Linked DNA regions of Homo sapiens: region 1 is linked to region 2. The links are chromatin loops, found by intact Hi-C in ENCODE. Cell type or tissue: body of pancreas. All regions are shown on one strand. Each heading gives the region's core, and the rest is flanking DNA. Links, peaks and the distances in the headings are about the cores only.

The links. Hi-C counts contacts between places; a loop is a spot of excess contacts. Peaks named below come from ENCODE experiments on the same cell type or tissue, not always from the same donor. Only the 100,000 strongest peaks of a DNase experiment are listed, where the experiment ranks them.
Region 1: it touches region 2 in a loop (2.1-fold over the local background); 23 of 110 quality-filtered maps call a loop at or near these places.

Annotation. Positions count from the first base shown.
Region 1 is chr20:62,294,620-62,298,997 of GRCh38, reverse strand. It overlaps OSBPL2 (oxysterol binding protein like 2), which reads right to left. Exons shown (of 14, transcript NM_144498.4): 14 at 2,815-4,378. Among named protein-coding and RNA genes, the nearest start is that of ADRM1, 6.2 kb to the left of the region's middle. In body of pancreas, for the core only: no CTCF peak of the experiment used is centred there; DNase peaks (open chromatin) are centred at 847 and 2,037; H3K27ac peaks cover 3,152 bases.
Region 2 is chr20:62,242,139-62,246,516 of GRCh38, reverse strand. All of the region lies in intron 1 of OSBPL2 (oxysterol binding protein like 2), which reads right to left. Among named protein-coding and RNA genes, the nearest start is that of OSBPL2, 5.8 kb to the right of the region's middle. RefSeq lists enhancers at 1,508-2,115, 2,116-2,724. In body of pancreas, for the core only: no CTCF peak of the experiment used is centred there; DNase peaks (open chromatin) are centred at 1,156, 1,696, 2,436 and 3,206; H3K27ac peaks cover 4,000 bases.

The sequences.
Region 1 (4,378 bases), core at 252-4,251, 52 kb before region 2:
GTGTGGGAGGAGCCTCTGGCTCCGGGCTCAGGCAATGGTGGTGGAGCCCCACAGCCAAACCCCTGGAGCATTCCGAGAGCATGGACGTCTTGTGGACCGTGTGTCCCTCTGCCCCAGCCACACTGACCACTGGGACGACTGAGTCTGCTCAGCTTACGCTCCTGAAAAGCACGAAGGTGCTGGGGCAACTTACGGCAGAAGGCAGGCAGCTGAAACCTGGGGCACCGGGCCCTTCGCTGCTTCTAGCAGTAGCGTCCCCCCGCCAGGGGAGGGGGGTCCATCAGAGCCTCCTGCTGCTTGGAGAACCTGGGTGCTCCACCCATCACATGTGCCGCCCGACAGGTGTCACGAGTGTCCCCCAGCCCCCTCTCCACAGGGCAGTTTTTGGAAATGAGCCATTTGCTTGGCCAATCCTCAGGAACACGCGGTCCAAACTTCTGATAACCAGGCATGAGGACTCATCCTTAGCAGATTTGTAGCCCTTTTCAAAATGGCCAGAGCGGCTGAGATGGTGAAAAATTGCTCAGTGTAAAACAAAGGTCACCTGCTGCCCATCTTCAGAGAATCTTCATTCAAATCTTAGAGGTTAACATTTATTTTCACAGATGTGTACACAGCCCTCTGAAAAATCTGAGGATGACTGTGTTAATGCAGTTTGGCACTGACAGTTGTTAAATATTATAAAATAAGTGCGTTCTGCTGGCATCTTTTCTCAGCTGCCATGTCCTTGCTGCCTGCTGGGATGAATGGCACTGGAGGAGGAGCTGGGTGAAGGCACGGGGAGGGGTGAGGGCCTGCAAGGTGTGGGCGACAGGAAAGCCCGGCTGCACACCATCGCCCTCTGCAGAGCCACCGTCGTGCTCCTAAACATCTGGCCACGGCAGCCTGGCTCCCAAAGCTCACCAAGCGAAGGACCGACTGTGAAGTGAACTTCGTACCCAGAGCTGGCAAATGTGGCTTTCGCCTCACAGAAATTTTACATCAGCCTGTAGAAGACGGTGAGGAACCATCTTTTGAGGGGTCCGAGGGAGACCCAGCTCCCGTGCTGCCTGGCAAGCAGCAGGAGCCACCGCCACGTTCTCGGCCACGGCAGGGGCCCCGTCTTTTGTGTCCACTTTACACACAGGCAAGTCCAGATGTGGCCATCAAAGAAAACTGGGACCATCAGGACTTCCTGCAGATGGATCGAACTCTCCTCTGGGGTCCAGCTGCGCCCCTCGTCCACATCTGTGCTGGCTGGAGGGTCAGGGCTCCACTCTGCCCGACAAGCAGTCTGGTGCAGGGGACGCAAATGTCACACCCAGCAGGGCCCGGCACTTGGAGACCTGAACTCTGTCGCCCAGCTCAGTGGGAAGCTCACCAGAACTCGTAACTGTCTTTGCTTTGTTTTCCTTCACGGAAATGACAAGGACCTGTAAAACTTGTAAATCCCCATTTCTGCTGGGGAGAAATTTTCCCCAAAGAGCAGGATGCCTTGTGAGGAGGCCTCCAGGCGTTTCTCTTGTCCTGTTCTAACCTCCTGACCTTGTGTTCAGATGTGCCTGGCAAACCGGGGCAGGTCCTTGGTGTTCAAGGCCAATGCCCCAGATGGACAGCTCCATGCTCAGACACGTGGACAGTGGGGTGCCCGGAGGCCACCAGGGTGGCATGTGGCACTTCTCCAAGTGCCGGGCCCTGCTGGGTCTGACATTTGCGTCCCCTGCACCAGACTGCTTGTCGGGCAGAGTGGAGCCCTGACCCTCCAGCCAGCACAGATGTGAGCTCTGGGGATGGCGTCTGGAAGGGGTGGTGGTGACCGGGAGCACCTGCAGGCACCACTCTTCCTGTACCGGCTTTCCCACTTGCCGCCGGAGGCTGGGAAACTCACGGTACACACAGGCACCTCCCCACGACCAAGGCATCTGGGCCGCTGGCTCGCTCTCCTCCCAGACAGCAGTCTCGGGAGGGTCTGGCTTCAGGACAGCCTGCACCAGCAAAATGCCGGATGTCCATCAGGGCTGGGGACCAGGGCCAGCTGTCCCCCACTTCCCACAACCCAAGCCTCGCCCGGTGAGAAGGCTGCAGGTGTTGGTGACACCCGACCCTTCACCGTCCTTGGACACTAGGGCAGGGCAGACGTCGCCACGTGGCCAGCGACTCAGATCCACACCGTCATCCCAGGTGAGCCTGGTGAGCAGCAGCATGTGCTATGTTGCCAACACGTGCTTTGCATGTGGCTCTCCGTGCTTTGCATATGGCTCTCCGGGAGGCATGCCTGTTCACCGTTCTGTCTCCAGCAGCTCACAATACATACACCCTGAACCAATGACCATAGAACCGAATTCTCATTTCAATTAGCAATAGAATCCAACCAAGGTATTAGGTTCTGTTGGGGAATAAGCTTGCTAGGTTTTTCATTCTGTAAGGACATCCTACATGACAGGATTAATTTTTTAAAAGAACCAAGGGCCTGGCACAGTGGCTCACACCTGTAATCCCAGCACTTTGGGAGGCTGAGGCAGGAGGATTGCTTGAGCCCAGGAGTTCAAGACCAGCTTGGGCAACACAGTGAGATCCTGTCTCTACAAAATTGTTTTAAAAAAATAGCTGGGTTTGGTGGCATGTGCCTATGGTCCTAGCTACTTGGGAGGCTGAGGCTGGAGGACTGCTTGAGCCCAGGATGTCGAGGCTGCAGTGAGCTATGACTGCACCACTGCACTCGAGCCTGGGCAACTGACCCTATCTCTAAAAGTGAATAAAGCACCAAGACCCTTGGTCAAGGCCATACTCACACCCAAACGCGTGGCCCACGAGAAGGCCATCACTTTCCACACATTAAGTGGTGGCCATCTTTATTAGAGATGTTTAACATTCAATAGATATCCAAGGTGACAAAAGTTAGGTCATGGTTTATGTGTTAGCATTTGCAGAAACAGTAACAAAAAGTAGTAAAAAGTTAAAATAACCTCGACACACAGCCGCTTTTGCCATCAGCCTTCCTACCGTTCTTCCTCCACCTCTGGTTTGGTGTCTGTCCTCAAGGACAGCAGAAGAGGGGCTGTCTGTGCAGCCAACCAGCCCCTGAAATACCAGGAGCCTGGTCCTAGAAGAGGACTTGGAAACAAACCCGTGGGCAAATTATCTTAACCAGTAACAAGTGGAATGATCAGTAAGAACTCGTTAAACCTCCCTAAATGCAGTCACTTTCAATGTGTCTGAGTCTCACCTCTGGATGTTCTCAGCTTGCAACCTTTCTTGGAGAAGGAGCCGGTTCACAACCACAGTCTGGAAAAGCAGATGACCCTCCACCAGAGGCACCTGGGCTCCACATTCCAGCCATCGGGGAATTTCAAAGTCTCCTCTTTGAATAACGCCACAATCCTGAATCCTCAGACCCAGCTACCAGTCACGGAGCGGTTCTGTTCAGACACTTTTGAGTGGCTGGTACGGAGCTCATAGGCCCCGAGGATGACACAGGACTCGGCACCAAACACCATCGCTTCCAGCTTCCAAAGCTACAAAATCAAGCTTTCAAAACGAGTGTTCACTTCCAGAAGTGCTTCCGTCACAGGTGTGATGTGGACGCCAAGACACACGCAGGTGGCACCTGTCACTCAGAAGTGCCGGCCTGAGTAACCTGGACTCCATGCAACCGCGTGTCAGCGTGTGCATGAGTGTGTGCGTGCGTGCACACAACCGACGGTCTTTCAAAGTGCTCCACTGTGATCTCTCGTGTTGACAATTCTACATGAAAAAAAATCAGTCACGGCCAGGCGCAGTGGCTCACGCCTGTAATCCCAGCACTTTGGGAGGTTGAGGCAGGCAGACTACTTGAGGTCGGGAGTTTGAGACCAGCCTGACCAACATGGTGAAAACCCGTGTCTACTAAAAATACAAAATCAGCCAGGTGTGGTGGCGCGTGCCTGTAATCCCAGCTACTTGGGAGGCTGAGGCAGGAGAATCGCTTGAACCCGGGAGGCGGAGGTTGCGGTGAGCCGAGATCATGCCATTGCACTCCAGCCTGGGCAACAAGAGTGAAACTCCGTCTCAAAAAAAAAAAAAAAAGGAAAGAAAAGAAAAAAAAATCAGTCACTTGATAAAGGTGAATGCTGAGATGGACACATACCTATTTTTGGTTAAATAACTTTAATTACACCACTGTAAGTAGATTCTGCCTCTGACCCTCCCACAGGACACAACCGGATGTGATTCTTGTCACTTCTATTTTAAACATGCATACTGGGAAAAACAGAAACACAAGAGTGCTATGGGTACACGCGACGTGTGAGAAGAAAGGAACCCCCTGGAGACACGGACGCGGTGTGCGGTGACAGCCAGGCCTCACTGACAACAGGGCAGCGAATCGCAGCCGGGACGCCTCTGAGGCGGAAGCAGTCTT
Region 2 (4,378 bases), core at 73-4,072:
AAGCCCTCACCCCACTGACACCCAGCTGGCCACCAGGCCACAATCTCGTTTCTTTTGCAAAAAAACAAAACTTAACTAAAACAAAGACTCAACATTTCACAGCTTCAGAGCTGAGCTTAGACTCTCCCATGGCACTGGAAATGTCATCTGTCCAGTGTCGTCCCTATGGGCCACAGGTGGCTACAAGCACTTGAAACGTGAGGGAGAACTGAATGCTGGATGCTAATCAGCTGAATTGACTTCACTTCAACAGCCACCCACGGCAGTGGCGCCCATCCTGGACACAGCGTCCCGGGGCCCCATGGGGCTGAGCCATCATGGGACCATGCCCTGCCTGTGACCAGCCCCACCAGAGGGTGGAGGAAGATGGAGGCGGCGGCAGCAGCGAGAGCAGAGGGCTTTGCCAGCCCCAGGCGCAGGTCCAGGCCTCTGCGAGGAGACGCGGGAATGGCAGCCGGCCCCGCGCCACAGCTACCTCTCAAACACCAACCCCACAACGATGGAGGGCCGTCAAGGACACCGCCAGGCCAGGCCCCATTCCTCCTTCCCAGACCTCCCTGGATTGCTCCGTCTGTGCTCACTGAAACACGCCTTCTGCCAATTGTCGAGGAAAAAAATCAAGCCTTAATATTCCTGTCATTGTAAAAGCTTAACGGTTATTTTTACAGATTTTGTATAAATTTAGAACCAAATAAACAAGTCATATGCCATTCACAACAATGACCTTTTTTAACAAGGGGTATGTGCACGGCTGTCTGTCCTCGTCACCATCTGCAGCCCGTCACGAGTGAGGCACGTACGACTGGCCGCTCAGGCCTTTGCCCTTAAATGCACTGTGTTTTGGTGGCAATGGGATGGAATCAAGAGTGACCTTTATTGAACACTGGTTCTTGATCCTTTAGCCAAATAAGGTTAAGTCCAACTGCATCAGAAGCTCCAGGAGACAGCCCTTCTGAGCACAGAACCAGCTGGCTCTAGGTCTGCGCTTTTTAACCTGAACAACCTCTCCGCCTTCTTCAGGCCTGTATGGTTCTTCTTAGCGTGGGGCTCTACGTGGCTCATCACAAACCAGCTCCCTAACACCACACAGAATGTAACACGCCTTAGCTGAAGAACAGGTTTCAGGCCGGGCGCGGTGGCTCACGCCTGTCATCCCAGCACTTTGGGAGGCCACGGCAGGCAGATCACTTGAGGTCAGGAGCTCAAGACCAGCTGGGCAACATGGCAAAACCCCATCTCTACTAAAAATACAAAAAAATTACAGGTGGCACATGCCTGTAGTCCCAGCTACTCAGAAGGCTGAGGCACAAGAATCACTTGAACCCATGAGGCGGAGGTTGCAGTGAGCCGAGATCGCGCCACTGCACTTCAGCCTGGGCGACAGAGGCAAGACACCGTCTCAAAAAAAAAAAAAAAGAACAGATTTCAGCCCTTTATCCTAAGACACCAGCGTGGACACACGAATGGCTCAACCCTGACTCGGGAAGGCCCTGTGCTACGCGTGCCAGCCAGGCAAACTTGCCAGGTGCACATGAGGACTCTGCATCAGTCCAGAATTCACGCAGGAAGTTTCTACACTGAGAAAGGCAGGTGAACCTCTCCCACTGTGCAGACAGCAGCACCCCCACTGTTTACCATTCTCCATGCCAAGAGGGTGACCTTGAGAGGCAGGCAAAGGTGAGCCCGGCTTGGTCCCAAGAAGCAGCTGTGGGGAGTGGCAAACCTTCCCACTGGGCCTCGCGGCCAGTGTGGCCCGACGTCCCGGAAGCGGAGCCTAGCGCCCCACTCACCACAGTCAACTCCCTCAAGTCTTGTCGCTGACTTAACTGCTTCCTGTGGAATATTAATTGCCAAAAATACACCACGCACCTCGAGGAACATTACCTTGTAATGCAGTACGATGTATTTCCAAACACACAAGATGAATGCAAGCGCTTCCGTACAAAAACATGTGTTTTAATCAACCTTCTCCTTATGCAACACAATAAAAAGCTGTTCCAATGCGGCCCACGAGACTGGGTGGGAAGGCAATGGACAGGGCGCATGCCCCACAGCTCACGGGCGCCCTGCTCTCAGAAAGCCATGCCGGAGGGCAGGGAGAGCACTCCAAGGGCAGCAGCAGTCCAGCCAGCCCCCGACCCGCCGCCGCTGTGTATCTCTGATGATCAAAACCAACGGCCCCGAGAGGAGCCCAGCCTGCGGCTGCAGCTAGAGGAGAAGGAGACACCTTGTACCCACATCTCACAACCCAGCAAGGGCCACAGCAGGCGGAGGACGCGGTGAGGGAGTGGGAGGAAAATTAAGACAGCAAAGGGAAGTGAGTGACCCAGGTGAGAGGCTGTTGTCCTGCAGGGCTCCCGGCCTTCCCCAGGGCACCTGCCCAGCCAAGGAGTGGCTGGCTTGCTGGAGTGCGTCCTTGCCCTCTGGCCGCCTCCTTCTCTGTGGCCTCAGCTCCAGGCCCTCCTCACCATCGTGCCCATCTTCATCCTGTGCAGCCCTAATGGGGTCCACTGTGCTGAGAAACCTGTCACCCTAACATCAGACCTGCCCACGTGGCTGCCAACTGTGCTTCCTGAGCACCTACAGGCAGGGCTTCAAACCAAGGTCAGGGAAAACCACCAATCTCTAACCCCCCTACCCTCTGCAAAAAAAATTTTTTTTTAATTAAAAAATTTAAAAAAACAGGAAAAAAAATTTTTCGTTCATTTTTTTCCCCAGAATAATGACCCACATTATTCATATTCATGAAGTTCTCAAAGGGGTCCTTGATCTAAAAAAGGGTCCTGACCCCACCGTGGGCCTCCAGCACTTGGACTCCCCGCTGAGGACCCACCCCAGACCCTCCCGAGCTTGTTAAACACATCTCTTCCTGGGCCCCTCCCGGGAAACCCAGGCTCAGTGAAGCTGGGGCTGGGCCTTGAACCCACACTTTTTAAAAAGTTCCCCCAGCTTTTCTGATGAGAAGCAGGGGTGAAAACTCCATGATGTTAACCCAGGAGCCTTCTACCCTGACAGCCGAGCCACTGAAGAGGCGGAGCTGCCGGGCAGGCGCTGCGGGGCAGGCGCTGCGGGGCAGGGGCTGCGGGGCAGGCGCTAGGGCTCCTCGGGCACCTCTGCACTGGGACCCCTCCCCTGGCCCCAGCTCAGGCACTGCCCTGGCTCTGCTTCCGCTCAGGTGTTCCAGCATTTCCCACAGGTGAGACTTACTTGGAAGACGGGTGATGATTACAGCGAGACTCCCAGCTCTGCTACATCATCAAGAGAGGCCAAGCCAGAGCCAGGGCACTCGCAGGAGCTCGCCACCACAGACGCAGCCCGTGTCCTCTTTCACAGTAAGAGGGTAGCCCCACGCCCTGTGCGCACCTGACACCTGCCGTCATTATCGGAGTCACCGAAATGTCACTGAATCACAGTCCCCCTAGTTTTAAGGCAATAATGGAAGTTGCTCTCTGGCCGAGCACAGTGGCACAAGGTCCCAGGTTACAGGGGGCTCTTTCTCACGATCAGCCTTGGATCAGCCTTAGGTTTATTCAGTACAAAGCACAGGCACTCACTTCCACACCATAGTCCTCCTTCCTCTACAGCTGCCTCCGTCTTTTCTGGAACCAAAACTCCACACAACTCCCTACACACTACAGTCCTCCCTGCCTGGTGCTCCTCCAAGAACTCCCCGTATGAGCCCACAACAGGCGCTCTCTGGGCACCCCTGAAGGTTGCAGTCCCAGCGCCTTTGATAAAGAAATGTGCTCAGTGTCTGCTCAGCCAAGAGCCCCTCAGACCCTTCCCACCCCTGACTTGCCTCAGCGTCGGGGCCACAGCCCCCAGGCCCTCAGTGCGCAGGTGAGAAGTACACACCTTACACCCAGGAGAGAGGCCTGATGACCGCCACAAGCCCTGAGGGTGCGGGAACCTCTTCAGGCCCCAAACTATGGAGCCAGCCACTAGCTCAACAGGACTGATCCCAGAGTTTGTTTCTCAAAATACATCAAGCGAGTGTTCCACTGAAAACAGAAGGCAAGCAAAGAGAAACAGCCACAAACATCAGGCACGAGTCTCAGATCCAGTCCCTTATAAAAGCTCACTTCCACCACTCAGCTCAACTCAGAGGTCACAGGATTTGCATCAGCAGAAGCTCCAGCGGAAAGAATGTGGATGCTGTGACATTCTGCTGAATGATCCCAAGTTCTTTTCTGAATCTGGAAGGAAAAGGAAAGAAGTGCCAAAAAGTTCACGCAAACAGTGCTGTGAGCTATTTAACAGATGCTTTTATTATCAAGAGCTGCAGAGGTGGGCCGGGACACCACCACGCTTCCACAGTGGGACCCTAGCCCAAACCAGCAGCCTGAGAGGCCGGGACACCATGCCTGAAACTCACTAG